2 separate regions of the Mus musculus genome follow, and region 2 is linked to region 1. Evidence: chromatin loops called from intact Hi-C (ENCODE). Cell type or tissue: heart. All regions are shown on one strand. Each heading gives the region's core, and the rest is flanking DNA. Links, peaks and the distances in the headings are about the cores only.

Region 1 (12,174 bases), core at 1,462-9,461:
TGTGTATGTGTGTGTTTTCCAGCCAAAGGGATGAAAGATGTGTGTTGTTTCTGCATTCCAGCCTGATCACACAGACTTAGGTCTTTGGATGCAATCCCTTGCCAGAGCAGCCAGGTTGCTGGATTAAAATTCTTCTACAGCTGTTAAGTGTTGAGAGATTTGTTTGTGAAACTGCTTTTATCAGGAAGGAGGATGTATGGGGTATGTGTGGATTTTTACTGATCTTGCCTTTCCTGCCTCAAGGAATTCCTGCCCAGCCAAATGACATTATTTTGTTTACATTTGTTGTTGATGACTCTAACCTGTGGTGAGAACCGAAGGGACCACGCAGTTTACATTAAAATTTAATATATACCTAGGAAGGATGCTATATTGCCAATCAAGAGTTCCCCTGAAAAGTTCATGTGTAAAAGCATCTAAACACCAGGAAGCAGGTACTGGTGAGGTGCTAGAACCTTTGGGAAGAGGGCGCTAGTGGAGGAATGTAAGTTTTTGTGGGTATCCCTTGAAGAGAATATTTGGACCCTAACCCCTGTCTCCCTTCTTTCCTGATACTGTGATGTGCACAGAGGAGACTTCCTAGGTCTTGATGACCAGAAAACCAGTATCTTATCTGTGTTTGGTTGTCTAGTCATCTGGCAAAGTATAATTGAACAACTTCTGGGCCCTGTCATTAGAGAAACCTCTAAAACTCCAAAGAACTACTAAGAACTACAGCCATGATCAAACATTCTCCTGATTCTATATCTAGAAGTTTCTCTAGGCAGCAAGCAGAAGAGGAGTTTCTGGCCCCCTCTTGCACCCAGGGGACCAGTCCTAGGGGGTCTTGTTTTGCTTCTGTGAGCAATTCATCCAAGGGCTCTACTTTATAATTAATAATTTAATAAGTGTTTTTGGGGGATGTTGCATAGCTGTATCACACTGACTTTTAGCCCCTTGCCTTGGGAGTCTCCAACAATCCATTTAGAAAGAGCAACACAAAAAAATCCTCTGATCATCTCCCCCCTGCCTGCCTGAAATGTCAGCCCTGTGGGACATTGATAGGTGTTCCTGCTATGAGGAAAAGCATTACTGCTGCCCGTGTGCCTTTCAGGGTCCTTGATTCACTGTAAATCCCATGTAAACTGTTGGATTTGACAAGGAGGAGTTGTTGAAGGCAGACTACTGGGAAGGGTCGATGTTGGGTTGAAGTTGGCACCAATCTCTCATCTGTGGCAGCTCAAGTGGAAGACGGTGGATGAGCTATAGGACCCGTGAGCCTCCTCAGTCAGCAAATGCAGGCCCCGAGTCACATTTAATTCAGAAAACCCTGACAGCCCTGCATAAAGTGTGAGCTGTAAAAATGGAGAGATTGAGACTGTGTGTGTGTGAGCGAGTGAGCCATTATTCCAGTTCACTGGACTTTAGGAAAATACAAAACAGGACAATACAGACTCTGGAACATCACCAAGAGACTGACAATAGTGACTTTGGGAAAATATTCCTGGCATATTTATTCCAAGGCCACATGATTTTAATGATTAAAAGTTAAGAGGAAAATTAACGCAGAGTATGAAGATGCCTAAAATTCTACATCATTAAGCTTAAACTGTACACATCTCCATCTGTATATGAACAAGATAAACCACCTGCAGTTAAGAAAACTGTTGGGCTGGCGAGATGGCTCAGCAGGTTTAGGCACCTTCCAGTACGGCTGATGGCCTGAGCCCACTCCCTGGAACTCATGTAATAAGAGGAGAAAACAGACTCCAGGTTTTCCTGTGACTGCCACACATGCACACAAGTGTCAAACATGGACATACACACATACACACACAACAAATATTAAAAACTCTAAATAAGAAAAGTATTAAGACCAGGAAGTGGTAGCACACATCTTTAATCCCAGCACTTGGGAGATTGAAATAGGTCGATCTCTGTGAGTTTGGGGCTAATCTGATTTACAGAGTGAGTTCTAGGACAGGAACTATATAGAGAAATTCTGTCTTGAAAAATCAAACATCCACTCCCACCAAACATTAATTATTGAAATAGTTTGGAATGTGAATAGAATTGTGCCTTTATGTCAGTCATGGTCCTGAGACTTTATTGAGCCTAAGATATTGTCAAGGTGTTTGACTGCTTTTTGAGCCCTATCTCTAACTCTAAACGTATTGGCACATGACCTGCTGTGTTAGTGGTAGATTGGTACACAGCAGTGGCTTTCACCAAGGCCTCTGTAGGGTTGAGGGGCCTTGGATGAATCAGCTCCTGTGTCATTTATAAGTTACTTGTCAGGAACTTTTGGATGTCAGGGCACATCCACATTTTGGGAATCAGTTAAAGCCAAAATGAGCTGATCCAGAAAGATCTCAAGAAAAAGTCCTGGAGCCAATTCAGTGCTACATTGTATTTCATCCTCCATGACAGAGCTTGGTAAACTCTGGCTTCTGGGCTAAATCTAGCTATTGATGGCATTTGGAAACAGAGTGTTCTTGGAGCACAGCTATGTTTACTTGTTTTAGTATTTTCTCAAACTACTTTTTTGCCATAGTGGCAGAATGAAGTAAACTTCTGTAACAGAAAACTCCACAGGACACAAAACAGGCATATTTATTATCTGATCATTCATAGAACAAGTTTACCCAGTTGTCTGGCCTAGACATCATCATGTCCATGACAAAGAAACAAGGGAGGAAACAGAATCCTATGGTTGCCTTCCAGGAAAACATCTGTTCATCATACAGATAGACAAAGCAAGTCACATGCCAGACAATTGACCTTAGAATCAAAGTGCTGAAACTCAAATCCCCAAGTGAGAGCAACCTCAGCATCACAAGACACAGGGTAGGTATGCATGGAGGAATGATTGACAGGAAAAATCGTTCCCGCCCACTCTGTGTGGGTTACAATGCCATGATGAAGTTCAACCCAGACATAGTAGGAGCACTATCTAAATTTAAAACTTCATGCTCTGAAAGCAGCCTTTGCTCTAATGTGTCAGTCGTCATTTTGTCAGATTAGCTGTAACCCATGGTAGGCTCAATGTGATAACAATGGTTACAACTAAGCTTGAAAAATGTGAGCATATGAATTTGGCCTTCTCCCTCTCATTTGCAGCATGTCGCCTTAGGAAGACAGATGGGATAAGAACAAATATTTGGATAGCCTTATCGCCTCTATAACCAAGTTGGTCCCCAAACTGTGCCCCCGTCTGTTCTCTTGAAATTATAATCTACACCCTGCTCCCAAACCAAGCACTTCATAAAATTTAATGCTCTTTACTATTGGTATAGTTATTGTAGATCAGAGAACGTTACTCACCTAAATGTGACTGACCATGTTGGTGTTTGCTGAAATGGTAGTTCATGACTTATATTAACCATGAAAACAAATGCTACATTAAATTTCTGTGTTATTCAATCTACAAGCATAATAGCTAATGGGAGAGCACCTTTTCCTGGATACCTTGTCCTTTGTAACATCGTATTTAGAGGTTGGATCCAAGAATTTATTCTAATGATGTCTTCCTCACCAACCAACCTTAATGCCAGATGAGGCTCCCTCAATCTCTTTTCAGTATTTCACATTTAAAATGAAGACAGTGAAGTAGATGATTGAAAGAATCTACGACTGAAAACACTATTTGTTCTGGAGGCAGGTGTTCTACTCATTTCTAGTGACAGACTGTGAGCACCAACATGCGGGAGTAATTATGGTAGAAAGCCCATAACCTCATTAACAGGGTCAAAGACAATTGGTGAGCTAAAGAGCATTTTGTGGGTTTCATGTCTTAGAATAATAATAATAATGCTTAAATTAATTTTCTCTGAGTCACTAATGTCATGTCACTAAAACAACATGAACACTCCCAAACATTAAATAAATATTGAGTTCTCCCCATTTTAAGATTTACTCTTATTGTTTTTCTTCAAATGGGAGTATACTATCACTTGACTAGGCCAATCACTGATAGGTAGTAGTGTTGGGATGGGACAGCCAGAATGGCCAGAAGTAAATTACTTGCTCTATTCATTCTGGGTTCCTAAAATCATGATCCTGAGAATTAGAGTCCTCTAGGCCAAAATCTCAAGACACATAATAGAAGGAAATGCTTAATTCTTCATGAAACTACTAATAATCTCCCATGTGATGTATGTCTTGTGTACATCACTGAAGAGATGGAATTAGATACATTTGTAAAGAAGTCAAAAGAGACCATTGAAATAACTGAAATCAAACTGTAATGGGGTCCTCTGGAGGAAACCAATTCATGATATTCTGTTGGTTAAATCTGCCCTGGCATGCTTTGGTAGAGACCACATGGTAAAAAGGTATTTCACTAATGAACATTTGTAAGCAGTTTAGTGTCTGAGGGCATTAACAATGAACCAAGATTAGGCAGAGTTATATCCATAGAATTAAAGTTTCCATTTTATTATCAGTAGATATAAATTGAGAATGAGAGAGAGAGAGAGAGAGAGAGAGAGAGAGAGAGAGAGAGAGAGGAAGAAGAGAAGAGAGGGAAGAATGAGCGTAGAAGGAGGAGGAAGAAGAGAAAAGGAAGAGGAAAAAGAGGAAGAGGAGGAAGAAGAAGAAGGAGAAGGAGAAGAAAGAAGAGGAGGAGGAGGAGGAGGAGGAGGAAGAAGATGAGGAGGAGGAGAAGGAGGCAGATTAACTACTTCCAGGGCAGCTTCATCTACACAGTGAGTTTCAAGGTAGCCAGGCGTATAAAATGAGTGAGACAGAGTCTTGATAAAATAAAAGAGAAAGAAAGAATGCAAGGAGAGAAGAAAGGAAGGGGGGGCAGCATTATTATCGTTACACTTAGAAGCACACCGTGCCATTGTAGCCATTAGTCCTTTTGTTTTCTGGGTCCATTTGTGACACACTGCTTTTGTGACACACTGTTTTCTGTCTCTTGACTCGTAAAGTCTGAAATGTTTATTTGGGCTTTTTACAACACATGTCGACCTATGACCCTCACAATTCCCTTAAGACACTAATAGGATAGTGAGTTTTCTAGTTATTTGGCACCTACTAACTTGCCCTAAGATTTAATCAAAGCAATTACAGTAATAGAAAAGACCCTGCACCCCCAAAATAAGAGTGACTTCAAGTATAGAACTTGAAGCCATTTATTTTATGACCTTGCAAAGTGGGGCATGTATCTAGGGTAAAGGAAAGAATCGCTATTGTGATAATTTAGGGGGAAATGTGATTTTCATAGTTCCTGTTCTTGAGGAATTCTGCTCTCTTTCTGCCACATTGTGTTCTTCAGGGAGTTACAGTCTCTCTTGCTTGACTACCATAGTCTCCGTTCCAAATTTCTCATCCAACTGCACTTGAGATCTCCCCTTGTTCCTGGTATGTGGCCTCAGTCACATAACAAAGTGCCTCTAAATTTTCAGCTATAATGAAATGAAAGCACTCAGGCAAGAAGCTACCAGCTACTAGCTAGGAACGACAGAGGCCTAGGGATTCCTGTTTATCTGTAGTACTTTGATGAGTGCTAAATGTATACTGTACTAAAAATGGATCTTCAGGGCCAGTGAGATAACTCAGTTTTTAAAGCCGCTTGCCACCAAAATTTGACTGTATGATTTTCTGTGCTACTAAAAATAAACACGTTATTTATATATACATTTTCCTCTATTTTAACTCAAATTATTTGTTTCTGTTCTATATCATACATTATGTAGTGTGGAAAGATGTTAGACTATGTCATGATGCCTAAGCATTTGTCTAATTTTTTTAAAAAGAGAGAGAGAGATTCCAGGCAGGGGAGATGAGATGGTTCAAAGTGTTTGCATAAATGTTATCCCTTACAACACACATTTCAACAAATCTGGGTATGGTGGTGCACACTTGTAGTCCAAGCACTGGGGAGGTGGAAACAGGCAGATCCCTGGGACTCAGTAGTCAGCCAGCCTAGCCTACTTGACAAGCATTGGGCCAACAAATAAAACCATTGCTTCCTTGGGAATGGGATCCAAGGTTGTCCTGTAGTGTGTGCGTGTACACACACACACACACACACACACACACACACACGCACGCACACACTCACACACACACACACACTCACACACGCACACAAGCACACATGCACACAAGCACACACAAGCACACACAAGCACACACACATAAGCAATGAGACACCATTTACTTTCTTCATGGCCATGGGTTTCTCACCAGTGTCTGAACTTTGGTTTGCTCCCCCTGGTGGTTGAGTTTTCATGCCAGGATGCGGTTCCTCTGATGGAAGCTGAAGTTTCAGTTAATGCCGTCCTTTTGCTCATAGTAAATATGTAGAAATCATGACACCTCCCATGGAAAGCAATCAAATCACACCTTTTTCATAAATGATAGTTTAAAGTACTAACGTTCGATCACATCCTATGGCAGGTCTTAATGTCAACAGAACAGAGCACACTAGGACGAAATGACACCAAGCAGGTGCTCAGAAAGAGCTTACACTATCTACAACTAATTTAAGACTGGCCCATAATGATGGTCTTATGCCTGTCACGTTCAATGCAGTCATTGTGATGACGTCAGAAAACCTGGGCCTAGTTTCTTTGATGAGTTTATCTTACTGCTTTTTAAAGGAAACGTGATATGTGATTCCATTTGGGGCCTCAGGTCTTCTCACAGCTCTGCCACAGAAACAGGTTCTGAATCCATTAATTCAACAACCCACCCCAGATTCCTCTACTCAAAACAAAGTCAGTAACCATTACAGCTAGAATTCGGATCAGAGTCTGAGATGGAGTTCTAAGTAGAAAAAAAAATGACATGATTGCTGCTTTTAGGGACTTATCCCAGAATGAAATACTGGAAAAACTATGAAAATGATTGCAAATAATATTTATTAGGGTGCCATTTACTGAAGCAAAGCACTGCAACTCTTTAAAATATTCTCAGGACAGAAATCTGAGGACGTGCACATTGTATTATTATGAGACCATAACAAGGAGAAGACTTTGTCTATGCTAGTATCTCTACAATGAAGTTATTATTAAGGATACAAGATGATCCTGATGCATGTGTGTGTGCATGCTTACATTAGGGACGAGAAACAAAGTGAGTTCTTAATGTCCCCTTTGGGAGCTATGACTTTCTGAAGTTACATAGTAATTAAATAGTGTTACATAGTAATTAACTACAATACAGATAGCCTTTCATATACAACCAGGAAAGTTAAAGAAAGAAGACTTCATTGAGAGCACTGCTGGTGACATAATGACCATCAAGAACCTGTCCCAGGTGACTTTAAAATAACACGTTTCATTTGGAAAACAACAACATAATAGGAAGAATATCAACAACAGTTGAGGCAAAATCATTTTGAGACTAGAATATGTAATGTAGACTAAAAGAAAAAAGTAATTAAACTAGAGTTACTAAAATCAGAATTTGAGGCAGGGCATAAATGGGTTATAGAAGTGGACTTGAATAGGTAAAATAAAAGGAATCAAAATTCCTAAGTTTGACATTAGTCTGAACTGATGTGCTTGTGTGTGTGTGTGCATGTGTGTGTGTGTGTGAGTGTGTGTGTGTGAGTGTGTGAGAGTGGTAGTGGTGTGTGCTGTGTGTCTGTGGTATGTGTATGTGTGAGATAGTGTGTGTGTCTAAGTGGTAGTCATGTGCATTATGTGTGTGTGAGTGTGTGTGTGTGTAGTATGTCTGTCTGTGTGTCTTTGTGTCTGTGTTGTGTGTGTGTGTGAGTGTGTGAGAGTGGTAGTGGTGTGTGCTGTGTGTGTGTGGTGGTAGTGTATTTACCTCCTAGAAAGAGCTAGGAAAAAAATATGAAAATGATTGCAAATAATATTTATTGGGGTGCCATTTACTGCAGCAAAGAACTGCAACTCTTTAAAATATTTTCAGAACAGAAATCTGAGGAACATAAAATATATAGGCTCCATGCCAATAAACTGTCATATGACGAAGACCTTAAAACATTATATATATGGTTATCTATATAATATGTGTTATACATGCATGTTATATATGTATGTAGAAACACATATATACACTATATATGCACATACCTACAATTACACACATATACATATATAGCTATGTATCTAGACATCTAAAAAGATACACAGACTTTTTTGAAGACTGTTGGAGATCTTAACTTTTTTGAAAACCCTCCAAGAATCTATCCTACTTTTCCTATATAAACTACACCCCAACTTGACCAATAGCTGTTGAGAGGGAAATGTTTCTTTTTAGAAGCAAAGCAGCTAATAATTGAAGAAATAATTTATCTTTTCAACACCTAATGAGGTAATGGATTTAAGCAAAGATTATCAATGGCTGTTAACATAAGACAGCCAGAAGTTATTTATTCCGGAGAGACTCACACAATATCATCCATAAAACTATGTGGATAAAAGGCCAGGAAAACTCTCCCGAAGTCTCTAATTGTTTTATTTAACTTTTTATTGATTCTATGTGAATTTCACATCGTGCTTCCCAATCCCACTCATTTCCCTGTCTCTTTGTAACCTCCCTACCCCCACCCCCCCAAAAAAGAAAAAAAATCATTGTGGAAGCTGTAGTATATCAGTGTGTCCCACAGTATACCATTTCACCCACTTCTCTGCTTGCAAATGTTCATTGGGACAAGTCACTGATCTGGTTTGAGACCTCTAGGTTCTGCTACTCTATCAATAGCAGACCCTCACTGGGACCTCTCAGACATCTTGTTGTTTCCCTAGGTCATGGAGGTCCTGCAACTTTGGATCTGTGCCTACCAGAGCAGAGCTGCTCAAGTAAGGTAGGGTCTGCTCTCCGGAGTGCTGCAGCAGTCCAGGGTTTGGACCAGATCTCCTGCTCTCATGAACAGCTCTCTCACCTGCCCCACCCTGCCTCCATCCCCTGACATCAGGACCAGCTCTACTATGCTGCACAAGTGCAGGTCCCACTCTGAGTGCTGCAAAAGGTGAGGAGAAGGGACAGCTCTCCTGCTCTCCAGATCCCCTGTGGTCAGCTTTCTTGACTGCTGCAGGTGGGTAGTGGCAAGAGGAGTGGCATGATTCTCTCCCTCACCTTCCCTCTGTATCCACACAGCAGATGAGTACAGGGCTACCTCTCCCATGCACGCTCACACTCTCAGACTGGCTCATCTTCAACCCCTACAACCAGGGCCAGCTCGGCTGTGTGTGCTAGGCTAGGTGCAGCCTGCTTTCCTCAGAACTGCACCTGGGGAGGAGCAGATGGCTCTCCTGCTTGCACACCTTTGGCACCAGATCTCCCATGATGCCCAGTCTAGGGGTGGTGCCAGTTCTGCACAGCTCTCAAACATCAACATGGTGGTACCCCAGACCAGGGATGTCTGCCTGGATCTTGGTGGTAACATGCTGCTGCAGGGCCATCTAGACATGTTCCTGTGTAGCAGCATGGGCAAGGACCTCGCCATGCTCCCAGGTGACAACATCAGCTACTCACATCCAGCTGTTCCTCACCAACCTCCATTTTCCTGTTCTTTCTCTCTTCATTGTGCACACACCCTTCTGATTCTCTTTCTCTTTTATCTCTCCACCCCTTACTTGTTCATTTTAGTGTCCCGTGGGACTTGTGGATGTCTGAGGTCATCTCAGGAGTGCTGTGCCCCGCCCCTGCCAGATGGCGCAGGGCAGAGGTCATATCTGACTTGCTCCCTGCCTGGTTCTCGGGCACCAGACTGGTGGTTGTCTGCTGAAGTCTCTAATTTTGAATGTGAGATTTATAGGAGATCCAAGTGGGGCAAAGTGCCATGAAGTCAAAGAAGATCAGACCGAGAAAAACTGCCCAGGAAAGGAGTTCAAGTCTTCAAGGAAAGATTGTGGAGAGAAGACAGGGAGAGAGAGGGGTGTACAGAAAAAATCCTCTAGAGGAAAAAAATGAGACAAAGTATGAATATTCTTTGAATTCTAATTCCAAAACAAAACTATGAAAATTCATGAACTGGTATTGAAAATTTGATATTAATTACTTCAGTATTTTATGTAAGTGTAGGAGAGGTGTGCATGCCTGTGCACAAGAAGGAACCAAGTTTCCTCTGTCACTCTCTGTCTGTGCCTTTGAGGCAGGGTTTCTCTCTCTCTCTCTCTCTCTCTCTCTCTCTCTCTCTCTCTCTCTCTCTCAATCTCTTTCTCTTCCTACACTCTATGAGGCTGCGGACAGCAAGCACTAACAATCCTCCTGTTTCTACCCCTTTCAAAACTGGGGTCATAGACACAAGAAAGATGTTTGGCTTGTTACCCAGCATGCAGAAAGCTAAGCCATCTCTCTAGCACCTGATTTTGTTTGTTAGGCAATGTCTCAAGTAACTCAGGGTGAACTTATACTGTGGCTACAGCCAATGCTGACCTTGAACTCATAATCCTCCTGCCTCCACCAACTGAGTATAGGCCAGCACCACAACTGGTTAATGTGGTCTTGACAGTTTACCCCAGTGCTTCCAGCTGAGCACCTCCATAGCACAACTGACCTATATCCTAAGCTGCAGGAGGTCTAACTTTACAAGGTTCCCTGGAATGCTTAGAGCTCATTTAAGGTATGAGCACCCTAGAACCGAGTCTGAGCGTTAAGGCAGTGAGGATGTGCATGGGTTCTTCCTTGCTGACCCTGAGTGATCTGCACAGGGAGAAAAGTCTCCTCCTCTTCTTCCTCCTGCTCCTCCTCCTCCTCCGTTTGCTTCTTATTGATTGGATATTTTCTTTATTTACATTTCAAATGTTTTCCCCTTTCCAGGTCTCCTCTTCGGGATGCTCCTACCCCATCCCTCCTCCCCCTGCCTCTGTGAGGGTGCTCTCCCCCACTCTCCCTCTCCCATCCTCCCATCCTGACATTCCCCTACACAGGGGGATAGAAATACCTCAGGCCCAAGGACCTCTCCTCCCACTGACGACCAACGAGACCCTCCTCTACCACATATTTGGCCAGCGCCATGGTTTGCTCTTTGGTTGGTGGTCCAGTTCCCGGGAGCCCTGAGGGGTCTGGCCTATTAACATTGTCATATATAGCTACCATACCCGGACATTATTGCTGATGCCAGTAAGTGCTTGCTGATGGAAGCCTGATATGACTATCTCCTGAGAGACTCTACCAGAGCCTGACAAAGACAGAGGCAGAAGCTTGCAACCAACCACTGGAGTGAGCTCAGGGTCCCCAGTGGAGGAGTCTTCTGCTTCTTATTCATGCTTGAAATGTTCTGGAAAAAAGACATAGGAGGGAAAAGCAAGCGACTTCTTTAAATTTATGATTTATCTAAACCTGCTAAACCAATATGTATGAAACATTTCTTATCCCACAGAGGAAGGTTTTCCTCTCATCCTGGGTTGGTTTCAGCTGGTACTAGTGATTAGCATTTCTCTGCATAGCGAAGAAGCTTCACACTTTTCCATGCCTCTGTTGTTTCTTCAAGTTTGTAGAGGTCATATGGGGTGGATACTGTAGTATATAATGTTCTGTGTGCTTCCACATGAATAACAGAGATCATATCTTCGAAACACATTTATCTAATAATATAATGTCTGTCTAGAAATCCTCTGGGTATTTATTTATTTATCATTAATGTTATGCACCAAGACTAATAACTCAAAGGCAAGGGAGACAGACTATGAACTTTGAGAATCAAAAGTTCACAAGTCCTAGCGATGGGCATAGGAGGTACATAAGTACTTAATTTATAAAACACAGGAGTGCTCAGCTGATAAAGTGCTTGCCATTGAAATTCCTGGGATCTATGTATGTGAGGTTGTACAGAGCAAGTATTTTAGAAGATGTGACTAGAGATTTGCAGAAGAGACTGGGGCAGGCTGTAAATTCAGTGGTAGATCTTAAGAGAAGAGATCAACAGAGAGGCATAGAAGGAAGAAGACACACCATGAATATGGGGGCAACATCCATAGGATGTTTTTTTTTTTTTTTTTTTTTTTTGGTTTTTTGAGACAGGGTTTTTCTGTATAGCCCTGGCTGTCCTGGAACTCACTTTGTTGACCAGACTGGCCTTGAACTCAGAGATCCACCTGCCTCTGCCTCCCAAGTGCTGGGATTAAAGGCGCACACCACCATGCCTGGCTTATAGGATGGGTTTTTGACCCAATATAACTGAGGAAAATAACCCAAGCATTAGGATACATAGTCCTTCATTTGCTTCCTGACTGCACTTGCAGCATTACCAGCATTCTCAGGCTCCTG
Region 2 (12,174 bases), core at 1,515-9,514, 290 kb before region 1:
TCAGGCCTTTCTGCACATAGCTATTTCTTGTTCTGCACCTCTGCCATGCTGTGCTACAAACATTGGCCAGACACATGGACAGATGGACAGACACACAGACAGACAGAGACAGAAAACAGACAGAGACAAAGATATAGACAGAGACAGACAGACAGACAGAGACAGAGAGAAAGACACACACACACACACACACACACACAGAGAGAGAGAGAGAGAGAGAGAGAGAGAGAGAGAGAGAGAGAGAGAGAGAGCCTTGCTAACACCTCTCCTATTCTCTTTGGGTCCAGCATGTGAGATGGTGCTGTCCACATTCAGAGCAGATCTTCTTTAGTCAATCATCTGTAGACGATCCTCAGACAAGCCTAGAAGTGTGTTCTGCAAGGCATGTCAGCACTCCTCAATCCAAGTAAGTTGAAGCACCACAGTGGATGAGGTACCTGAATCTGGGGAAGTAGGAAGTGACTCATCCAGATCCACCTTTTCATGACTGGGAAGAACAAGGTGAGAGTTCTTCCTTTGTGGGTACTATGGTGTGAATGCTTTCCTTCAGAACACACATTTGTATTTAATCAGCAGTGTGTCAGTATTAAGAGCCAGGGCTTCAGCGAGGACCTCATGAGTAGAACCATGACCTAATGAAAGAGGCAAACATGGAAGCCATCAGTGTCTTGACTGTGGAGTTCTCAGCCTCCAGAACTATCAGAAATAAAATTCCATTGTGTATAAATTAACCAGTCTCTGGAAAATTGTTACATCTGCTTATCTTAGTCCATTTTGTGATGCTAGAATACCAGACATTGGGCAGTTTACAAAGAAAAGGCATTGGCTTGTTCAAGATCAGGTGGCTCCATCTAATTGGCTTCTGGTCAGGGCCAGTGTTTGTAGCACAGCATGGCAGAGGTGCAGAACAAGAAGTAGCTATGTGCAGAAAGGCCTGAGCTAGCCTTGGTTTGCTACAGCAATGGCTTTAGAGTCATAGACTGTGGGTTCTTAAACTTTTTCCTTTCTCAACCCTTTCATGCAAGCAATTCTTATACAATACTAGGCATATAAACAGGTTAAGTATGTATGTAAGACATGGGTTTACTGACAAATCATAGGGAAATTTCTATCTATCTATCTATCTATCTATCTATCTATCTATCTATCTATCTATCTATCTATCTATCTATCTATCATAAGCCACCATGCAGGTACTGGGAACTGAATTTGGCCCCCTGTAAGAATACAAGTGCTCCGAACTGCTAAGCCATCCTTCCCGCCTCTCTCTGCCCCAAACTCCTAAGTAATGAGTTTTTATGAAGCTTGGGGCAGCGATTCAAACAGCAATTTTGAAATCAAAATATAGCACAGTACCATCGAAATATATGCTAATTTGATACTTACATGCTGAGGAATGACAGTAGGAAAATAGTAGAAGTCTTTGTTTTCTGTAATTAAACCATTATGTTTTCATAAGAGCAGAGAGCTTTCCAGGTACAATAAAGATGCTCCCCTTGTGGCTGAGCTTCAATGCGTGTCAGGCCGCCTTTGTTGGCGTTTCCTGGTGGAGGGGGATCAGCATGCACAGTAGAGTGCGCATGTCACGTGGTTAGAGTTGAAGCATCAGTGACGTTCCATGATACATGCATAAGCATGTACATGTCCATGATACATGTACATGTCCATGATACATGCATAAGCACCGTCGGAGAGTCCAGACTCATGACATGCTTGACTCGGGGTTCGGAAACTCGGGGTTCACTATTGCCTCTTTCCCCTGCTCCCCAAGAGTCTGTCATGTGACCTCATACAGTCTACAGAAGTTTTGTAGAGGACTGTATGGAACTAAGTTGATGGCAGCACCATTAATCTTTTCTTAGGTTGGTGACTTTATGATACAACCACCTCCCAGGAGATCCTGTCACTCAAAGTTCCCACCACCTCAGCACTAACTCATTGGAGAACAAGACTTTTGTCTAGGAAGCCTTGGAGTACAAACGCATTTTAACCAGAGCCCAGAACAAATGGACTGAGCAAACGAGCCACCTCTCAAGATGGAGTTGAATTAAATAGAGTATAACTTACAGGCAAATGATAGAGAACGAAAAATATTATCATTAAGAAAAATGAGTTAAAAGTGTTTATTTCTTCTACTTTCATATATGTATGTATGTATATGTATGTATGTAGTGTGCATGTGTATATATGTATATGCTTTGTGCATGTATGTGCTCACATGTAGAAACTCAAGAAGTCGATGGAAGAATCATCCTCCATTGCTCTCTACTTTATTCATTGAGACAGGGTCCCTCAATCAAACCCAGAGCTCACCAACATGGCTAGTCTCATCAATCAGGTGGCTTTGGGCATTCATGTCTTTTCCTGGAGTTAGAATTACAGAGGAACCACTCGACCCACTCAGCACTTAATGGGTTCTGGGAATCTAAATTCGGGTTTTCATGCATGCCTGGCAACCACTTGAACCACTTTATTTATTTATTTTTTAAAATTTCTTTTTTTTATTAGATATTTTCTTTATTTACATTTCAAATGTTATCCCAAAAGTTCCCTATACCCCTCCCTCAACCCCCCGCCCTGCTCCCCTACCCACCCACTCCCACTTCTTGGCCATGGAGTTCCCCTGTACTGGGGCATATAAAGTTTGCAAGACTAAGGGGCCTCTCTTCCCAATGATGGCTGACTAGGCCATCTTCTGCTACATATGCAGCCAGAGACATGAGCTCTGGGGGTACTGTTGAGTTCATATTGTTGTTCAACCTATAGAATTGCAGACCCCTTCAGCTCCTTGGGTACTTTCTCTAGCTCCTCCATTGGGGGCCCTGTGTTCCATCCTATAGATGACTGTGAGCATCCACTTCTGTATTTGCCAGGCACTGGCATAGCCTCACAAGAGACAGCTATATCAGGGTCCTTTCAGCAAAATCTTGCTGGCATATGCAATAGTGCACTTGAACCACTTTAATCCCAGAAAAATGTTTAAAAGACTTTATTTGATAAGGGTCATAATTTAGTTGGAAGAGTGTGTAGTGAACAGTGTTATTTTAAAATTTATATACTTTTTAAATCTTTTTGTGCATTTATTTGAGTACACATACACTATACTTTTCCTATAAAGGTAGTTGTTTTTCTCATTTTATCATGTGTGTGTGTTGGGGGGGGGGGTTCCAGGGACTGAGCTCAGCTCATAAGGCATGGGAACAGACATTTCCACCTGCTGAAACATCTCACTGGTTCTATACATTGATACAGCCCTGGTATTTTAATTAGACAAAATGGACAACTTTTGTTTGACTCTCAAAGTCTTCATGGACTTTTGTGTCAAAGGAGAAAACGTGTAGTGCCCAGCAACTGAGTTTCTCTGTCCCCATGGGTCCCTCGTGTGATTAAGAACTTAGATCCCAGCCCCTGCTGCAGGGAAGTTCCGCTATCTGATGGGAACACAGAGTGAAGGCAAATTGGAAGCATGACCATGCTCCAACCACAGAGTGCCTGCTTCTGCTTCCACCATGACATGAGCACAGGGAAGAAACACCACCATGGGGCACTGATCAACATGGAAATAATGTGCTAATACGCCAGGCCATGTGGCTCGGTCCTCACCTCATTTCAGTTCAGAGATTTCATTGTAAAGTCATGTGCAAGCATGAACAAATGGGTAGTTTGGCCACAGTTAATGGATTTGAAATCATTATTAATTTTTAGCCCTATAAAAACATTGATTTAGAGGAACCTTTATAACATTGAAAGTGCATTGTATTTAGGAGTAATTAGCATCCTCTAATTAGGAAGAATTACCAAGTGCTTTTCTCTCTTGGCTCTGCGGAAGCTAGCGCAGCTGCATGCAATTTAATCACAAAGGAAACAGCTTGTGTTTTATGTTGAATCTGCCTTTAATGGATTAAAAAATATTCTTTGGTATCCTATTTTATAATTAAAAGATACATTTGAGTCACCAGTGTTAGAAAACGTGATTAGCCCAAATGCCATTAACCCTATGGGTCAGACCTTTCTCCTAGATGCACGCACACATACATACATACTCATGCATGCACACACAGACACACACAGACACACACAGACACACACACACACACACACACACACACACACACACACACACACACACACACACACACACGGTGGGAGCATAGGAAGTTGATCTGTCTGTCCATATGCTCATGAAGCTGTGTGTCTTAATACTGACTCCGCTATTTTTATTCCTCCATACGACTCCCATATTTTCATGTGCACTTAGGCTCAATGATGCTCTTTGCTAACCAGAGAGGCGTGTAGGCAATTGCTGGGTATGAAGATGCTGACATTTTCTGAATTTCGAATGACAAATGACATGCTCCTGTCAGCTGACTATAACGCAGCAACATATGGTGCTTCTGATGGTGGGTGTTATTTCAAAGTTTGCAAATCACACCATGAGAGAGTCCCTCTGCTGGGCTCCTGGAATACTTAGCAACTGTGAATCTGAAATGACAGTACAGAGAAAGCACTAAAAAGAAAAAGAAAAAAAAACAAACTCCCTCCACCTTGTTGACAAGAAGGCGGTAGAACTCCGAATGAGTGAACGCTTCATTGATTCTCACAGGTGGAGGGGTTGCGATGTCAATCTATTGAGAGAGGAAGCCTTGTGCTTTCCTTTTAGAAAAACTAGGAAATGGTCTAATTTCTTACATTAGCCTACAAATTATCACATTTCAGGGAAAGCATAAAAAAAAAATCCAGGGACTGACAATTAGAATAATTGTTAACTATGGTACAGAAAAGCTTGGGAATGGAGTCTTGTTATTTCAGGGTGTAGAGAAAGTTGACAAAAAGTGTGTTCATCCCCCATTTGAAAGATAACATCAAAGACTTGGAAAGAGAGTATCCCCTTTACTTTTCGAAGGCTTGGAAAGAAAGTATCTATCCGCTGTTGCAACCAGCCCAGTTTACCTAAAACAACCCTGTCCCGCTCTTTCCACCGGGTGCTTAGTTTCTTTAATAGTGTCCACATTCGAAGCATTTCCAGCACGGCAGAGTAACCCATCAGAAATGCAACAGAATTAACTCGCTGTCTGCTTCCATTTCAGCAATTTCACACAAAGCCCTCCCTAGACCACGGCCCAGGGCTCCTGCTTCTGTCTGCTCCTCCTGAGAATCCAAGCCCTTCCAGTGTTCCTTATCACAAACGAGACTGATTTATGCATAAAGAGTACACAGAAACTACCAGTGAGCAAGGATGGCATCTATTTCCCTCAGTTAAGCAACCCGTTTCATTGACCTTCCTCGATGCTTTCAGTAACTTTACCCCCAAATCAATGAATTCTGAGATTTTTTTTTTCATTCAAGAAATGGAAATTGTCCAGTAGCCTGAGGAACCCTGGGACGGATGCCTTTAGATAGTCTAGGTTCTTAACTTCACCGGTGTTAGGGGTAGGTCCAGGTGATGGCCGCAAACAGCAACAATCTAAGAAGAATGTCTGAATCAAATCACACGTTCACTCACTCGTCTGTCTTGCTTTTGAGTCATTAGAAAAGGAACGCTTTTCCTCAGCATACAATTAACCTGTTCAGAGCAACTGAACAAGAGAGGCTTGTGTGTGTGATTGCTATTGTTTATGTCTTTAAAAAAGTAATTCAAACAGGAAGTGACGGCGAGCCATAGTGTCGTGCTGCGAAGAGGCTGCCTATACAGACTGGTTATTTGGGGCCGAGCAGAGCAACAATGGTTGCATGCCAGGTACCCCTCACCATGATCTCAGGACTCAAAGCAATTCCCCAGCTTGTCTTTGCACAAATACGAAACAGGCATTTCTTCTGTGTGCATGTCTTAGGGGGAAAAAAAGGCATTTTGTATCTGTACGGACCCAATTATCAGTTTGTTGATTCTAAGCGGCACACAAATCTACTCTCTCTTCTCACTGAATGACGCATGCCTCGCCGAATGGCACTAGCCTGACCTTGTCAATAGAGGGCGCCGAAGGAACAACGTGTCTCTTCTGGATCAGCTTCAGTTAAGTTGGTATTTGTGGAACCTCCCTCTTGGACTCTTCTTCCAGCTCTGCAAATGCTAGTTTGAGACAGCTGTGGCCTTGCTGTCCCTCAGCAAACGTCTCTGACATTCAGTAAACCCCATCATGTGCTGTCCCTCAGGCCTGGTAGTCAGGATTATTTGCACACATGTATTATTTATTTAGGTGCTTTGCTTCTATCCTATACGAAGCTGAGGCTTTCTGAATCTGTTATTGCTGTATAGCTTAGAGATTCCAGATATTCCTATCTTCCATTGTGGTTAAACACTTTTACACTTGATCTTAGACAAAAGGCCAAGAAGTGATGTGTTAAACACTTTTAATACATAATATTCTTATTAATTCTTGATAACTGCAGATAATGTACTTTGATCGTATCTTCACTCTTCTCCCTAACTCCTTTCAGATCTGCCCCCACCCTGTTCATCTCCGTGTCCTTTTTATTATTACTATTTTTAAAATAACCCACTGGCACAGTTTATGCTGGCCATAATCTCCTTGGATTGGGCATCCATGGTCAACTTATCAGGGCCACAACCTCATTAAGAAGTGACTCTTCTTTCCCCCAGACTGTCAACTGTCCTCAGCTACGTATGGCAGCTCATGATCCCTCCCTCTCCCCATCCAAACTGGAACACTTACTGGCTTGATCTTGTGCAGATCTTGTACAGACAACTGAAGTATAATTTCTGGTTTCCTTGGAGGCTCAGTTGTCATGTAATTTTTTTTTTTTTTCTGGAAGCTGGGTAATGAGAGGATGTTTTCCTGAAGCAGATACATGAGAGGATGTTTTCCTGAAGCAGACACATGAGACGATGCTTTGATGAGGCAGACAGTTGAAAGGGCGCATGATGTTTGAAAGAGTATAAATAGAGCCCAACAGACTGCAAATGATGCTCTTGCCTTGCTTCTTCTTTCAAAGTTTTGCTGGTCTATACTGATCTTCACTTGCCTTGACTTCATAGAGAGAAACTTGCCAAAGAACTTCTCATGGTTATTCTGGGTGCTTCTGTGGACTTGTACCAAATTGGTGGAGCTTCATGGTTTCTTCTGGATCGAGCTGCTGCTACTGATATGTGTTTGCTGATTGGACCAGGCTGCCGGTACTGATTCAAGTCTAATGTTTTGGACTAGACTATTGACGTCCTGACAACAAAGACTGGTACCATCTCAAAGGACTACTTCTAAACAGGCTTTCTTCTCTACCTTTGGTTGGAGGGCTGGAAGAAAGGTTGAAGTATTTAAGAACCCTTAATTAAGTAGGTTTTGAAACATCTAAGCCTACAGGCAGCCATGGCAGCTATGAGTCTGCATGTACAGCAGCCCTGTTTCCAGAATACATTGTTTCTCTGTGTTTTTCTCTTACTCTTGCTCCTTCTTCTGTGATGGCTCGCTCTGCTACAATTTCCATTGCTGTGATAAACACAACAACGGAAAGCAACTTGTGGAGGAAGGGGTTTATCTCACTTATACTTCCAGGTAACAGTTTATCACTGAGGAAAGTCAGGGCAGGATTCAGCTGAGCGGGAACTCGGCTGAGGCAGGAGCTGATGCAGTGGCCATGGAGGAGTGCTGTTATTGGCTTGTCCATGGCTTGTCCAGTCTGCTTTCTTACACCATCCAGGACTATCAGTCCAGGGGTGGCACCACCCACAGTGAGCCCACATCAGTCATCAATCAAGAATATGCCCTACAGACTTGCCTACTGGCTAATCTTATTAACTAATTTAATTAAGAATCCTTAATTCTTGATTAAGATTCCTTCTGCCCAAATGACCCTGGTTAGTGTCAGGTAAACACTAACAGGTGTGTGTGTGTGTGTGTGTGTGTGTGTGTGTGTGTGTGTGTGTGTGTATGTGTGTGTTTGCCCCTCGAATGGAATTCAACCACCACAGCAGATGAAAGACAGGTGGCTCTTTGACAAGATTTAGTGAATAAAAGTGCTCTGTGCAAAGGGCGAAAAGACTCTACTCTTCCAGATCCACTGTTAACATCAAGGCAATGAGCTTGCCAGAGAGAGAGCTTGGTTGGCTGTGAGCCAGAGTCTCTCTGGACCCTGCAGCTCTATAAACTCAATTGGCGAATGGCTATGTCTCAAGGTCACGCCCTCCTCCTGGAAGAGCACACAGGTAAGCAGTCAGCAGGAAGTAGGAGTGGATGGTGGGAATCTGCTTTTGTGATGACCACTGAGGTCAGAAGGCCTCCTCTGTTGACTTGGGCATGGGCTGGGATCTAAATCTGCATCACTTACCTGATTGTCCCGAGCAGGGTAAAGAAACACTGTATCCAGTAGCTCTGTTTACACAGCACATCTAGTGACATTTTATAACAGGTAGTGACTCCAGCAAAGAAGAATGTATCAAGGTTTTTAATATAAGAAACAACAATAGCAAGGTAAATAGAACTAAATGCCTGGACACTTTTAGACATTGCTCAATGTCACAAGTATTTCCAGGTCCACATGTCATACTTCCTGTGTGTGTTGTTCCGAGTGGTTCCTGCGTATTTGCTCACGCCGTTCTCACAGAGGAGGCCTGAGCACCTGAGTGGCAGAGCTGGCTTTCCAGTCTCTTCTGGTTCAGGACCTTCACCCTCCATTGTTAGGGGGAAAGTTCCCTCAAATTATATGATAACCTTTAGTTCCCTTATCTATTAACAGAGATAATACTTTTTTTTTTACATGATATTCTAGACAATCTGGAACTTGTTAAAACTTTAAGAAAAATTTTGAGATTTAGCTGTTTAAAACTTGTATGTATGTGCCTGAATTTCTGTGCACTCAGTGCCTGCGGAGGCCTGGAGAGGACACTGGATCTCCTGGGACTGGAGTTACAGATGGCTATGAGTTGCCACGGGCCTGCTAGAGGGGTGCTGGGAATTGATATTCTGGTCTCCTGGAGGAACAGCTAGTGCTCTTAACCACTGAGACATCACTCCATCTTGTTAAACGTTTTAATTCATGTTTTGCCATTACTTATTATATAGTCATGATTTATACTTTTTAGATGTTTTCCCCCAGGTAAGCAAAATGTCACTCACCTGGTGGTGCGTGATGTTCTGAAAGCAAAGGACAACTACATCCCCTGGACTCAGGACTATGGAGTGGAGGCAAAGTCAGTGCCGGCCACTGTCAGAACTTGATAAGCAAGGTGCTGTGTGAGCTTCCGGCCTGCTTTATAATAGCTGGATATATTAATAGATGCCTATCTGAATAGTCATCTTAGTTTTACAATCCTCAATTTACTAAACAGATCAAGGGCTGCAAAGCTAAGCAGTTACTGTTGGATCTGAGATGAACCTTTCGGCCCCCCAAGCCCTACACAATCTTTGTCCATATGGGATGAAGTAAGATGGCCCCTTGGGTGATCTATTTCTCCACCTGCTTTTAAGGAAAGGGAGAGGAGAGGATAATATAGAGTAATGGCCACACTGTGGTGTTGTGCATTGAGCAAACACAATAATGTGCTACTCGGGCATAAAGCAGGCACTCCAATTCCATCTTACTGTTCTCAACGTTCATGAACATGAATATACAAATACTCTAAATGGAAGGCTCCTTTCTTGGGGTTATTTAGTGAAAAGGCTTCATAAAAATATTTCTGTAAGAGTGGGGTCTTTTATTGGCCTAAGCTGACTCTGATGCTACCCTTCGCTCTTGGTTGGGGTGGGGGATGCTAAGAAATTTAGAAAGATGGCCGTAACTGTAACACTTAGGCATTGCGGGTTGGTAACCAAGGCAACTTTTCCCATTTTTGCATTCAGGCTTTCCTGTTGATTATCTATTGTAATGCCAATAATCGCAGCTGAGAGGAGTCACTGTTTGTTGTGGAGACAATTAGTACTTGAAATAAAATAACTTATTTGCCTAAATTGGGAAGACGCGGAGTCGGACTGGGTCTCTCAGGAACAAGCTGCGCTGTGCAATAAGACTGACTGGTACCCCAGCAGCCCTCAGAGAAAGCATTCTCCTCTCACGTGACTTGAGGTCTTATTGGTGTTTATTATGGTGATGGTTGAAAACCTTCCGATTCTTCTTAGATTGTGTTGGGAAATAGCTTAGTACATGCACACCTGCAAGAAGGTGATACTGAATTTTCATTGATACTGAATTTTCATTGATAGGCTTATTCACACTGCTTATCTTTACATGTAACGCTTCATTAAAAACATTTCCCCCAATTACTGTCATAATTGCTCTCCACTCTACTAAGACTGTATGTTAAAGTACTATTTCTTTTAGTTCCAATGTTACCAGAAAGCATGTAGTCTTTTAACTCTGTACCTATGCCTTGTCTTCATGTACAGCTTTGTGAATGAAAATCACCATTTGTATTATGACCATTAACTGAAAAAATATTACCAGTGTACCCACAACTGTCAGAAAGTCTTCATATGTGTCTGAAAACCATTAGTCCTCTAAAGACAGATACGTTTTCCTTTGAAACAATTTTTTTTTCAGAGTCTCATTTACTTCTGTAACCTGTTCTGGTCAAACAGTGAATAGTTTTCAGAGCCTGGAGATCCTCCTGCCTTGGCCTTCCAAGTGCAGAATTTACCAGTATGGGCGCCACCACACCCAACTGGAATCATGAATTTTTCTCAGCCCCCTTTCCCATTGTAATGGCTGGGCTCTAAGAGAATAGCCTGCACTTTGTCAAACTACATCAATAAACGAAGAAGAAAAGGTCTTTTAAATTCAGTGATAAAAGCCAGTCCGAAGCCACATTCTCCAATCAGCTTTAACAGTCATAAAGCTGTTGGATTGATCTCCATCTGTCTATCTTTTCCATCTCTAAATTGGTTCTGAATTCAACTGGGACAGAGGGATGTTATTTATTGGCTGTTCCCAAACTCCTAACATATGTTTTCCATATCGAATGTAGTTGATAAGTAGTAACTGTTGACAAAGTCAGAATGTAAATTCCACCGGTGCAGCGCCTGAGCTTATCTTGTTCACTGCCATTTCTCTGCACATAAAAGTTGTTAAAACCAGAAAAAAAATAGTTCAGATCACAAATATCCCCACTCCTATTTCAGAACGCTTTATATTTGGCTGCTTACATTAAGACTACCACCCCCACCCCCCAAAAAGGACTCAGTTTGGGATTTCACTAAGAATGAGAGCTGTCGACACTCTGCTGCTCTTAGGCTCAATGACAGACAATAAACAGCAAACACTGCACAGAGGACATTTCATACTCAGTTCTGTTTGGACTCTTAGCCAAGACCTACGGGACACAGAGGATTCAAGGACATAAAACGGTTCAAAGCAGAGCTGGAACTCACGTCTTATTGAGCACGAAGCAGTTTCATGGTAATGTCTCCTGAACCATTGCTTCCAACAAAACATAGATCATGGAGGGTATCAAAACGTGGGACCCTGGGCGTCACATTTTCAACATGGTAAGATGATTCTTGTTACCAACAACAATGGACTTTCAAGCCAGGCAGTGGTGGCGCACACCTTTAATCCCAGCACTTGGGAGGCAGAGGCAGGTGGATTTCTGAATTTGAGGCCAGCCTGGTCTACAGCATGAGTTCCAGGACAGCCATAGCTACACAGAGAAACCCTGTCTTGAAAAAACAAAAATAAATAAATAAGTAAATAAAAAATAAAATAAAATAAAAAGAATGGACTTTCAAATTTGTATTTTGATCCTCTCTAGAAAAGAACCAGAACTTGGCAGTGAGCACTCTAGCTGGACTGAGGACTCGAACCAAGCAAGAGACAAACAGGATGCTTAGAACTACACTGGAAGAGAGAAATCCTGAGATACTTCCAGAAGAGAGGACTAAAGATAACCATGGTGTATTTAGAGAAAAACAGCAAGAACTTACTTCCAAGAGACTCCAAGATCATCCTAGAGCAAGTCGGCAAAGAAGCTCTGGAAGAGAGCTGTCTTAGCTAGGGTTTCATTGCTGTGAAGAGACACCATGACTAAGGCAACTCTTATAAAGGAAAACATTTAACTGGGGATGGCTTACAGTTTCAAAGGTTCAGTCCATTATCATTATGTTGGGAAGCATGGCAGCATGCAAGCAGATATAGGAGCTGAGAATTCTACATCTTAATCCAAAGGCAGCAAGAGGCTTAGAAACTGGGTGTTACTTAACCTCAGAGCCTGCCCCCACAGTGACACACTTC

Evidence for each region. A loop is a pair of places that touch in the nucleus more often than their neighbours do. Peaks named below come from ENCODE experiments on the same cell type or tissue, not always from the same donor. Only the 100,000 strongest peaks of a DNase experiment are listed, where the experiment ranks them.
Region 2: a loop joins it to region 1, with 4 times the contacts of the local background. A loop is called at or near these places in 14 of 42 quality-filtered maps.

Annotation. Positions count from the first base shown.
Region 1 is chr6:138,157,922-138,170,095 of GRCm38, forward strand. Gm30213 (a long non-coding RNA gene) reads left to right here and starts at 8,634. Exons shown (of 5, transcript XR_869528.3): 1 at 8,634-8,932. In heart, for the core only: a CTCF peak has its summit at 6,209 (motif pointing left); no DNase peak of the experiment used is centred there.
Region 2 is chr6:137,866,556-137,878,729 of GRCm38, forward strand. It overlaps Gm38552 (a long non-coding RNA gene), which reads left to right. Exons shown (of 3, transcript XR_869527.1): 2 at 288-406; 3 at 1,863-2,087. Among named protein-coding and RNA genes, the nearest start is that of Gm38552, 16 kb to the left of the region's middle. In heart, for the core only: a CTCF peak has its summit at 5,959 (motif pointing right); no DNase peak of the experiment used is centred there.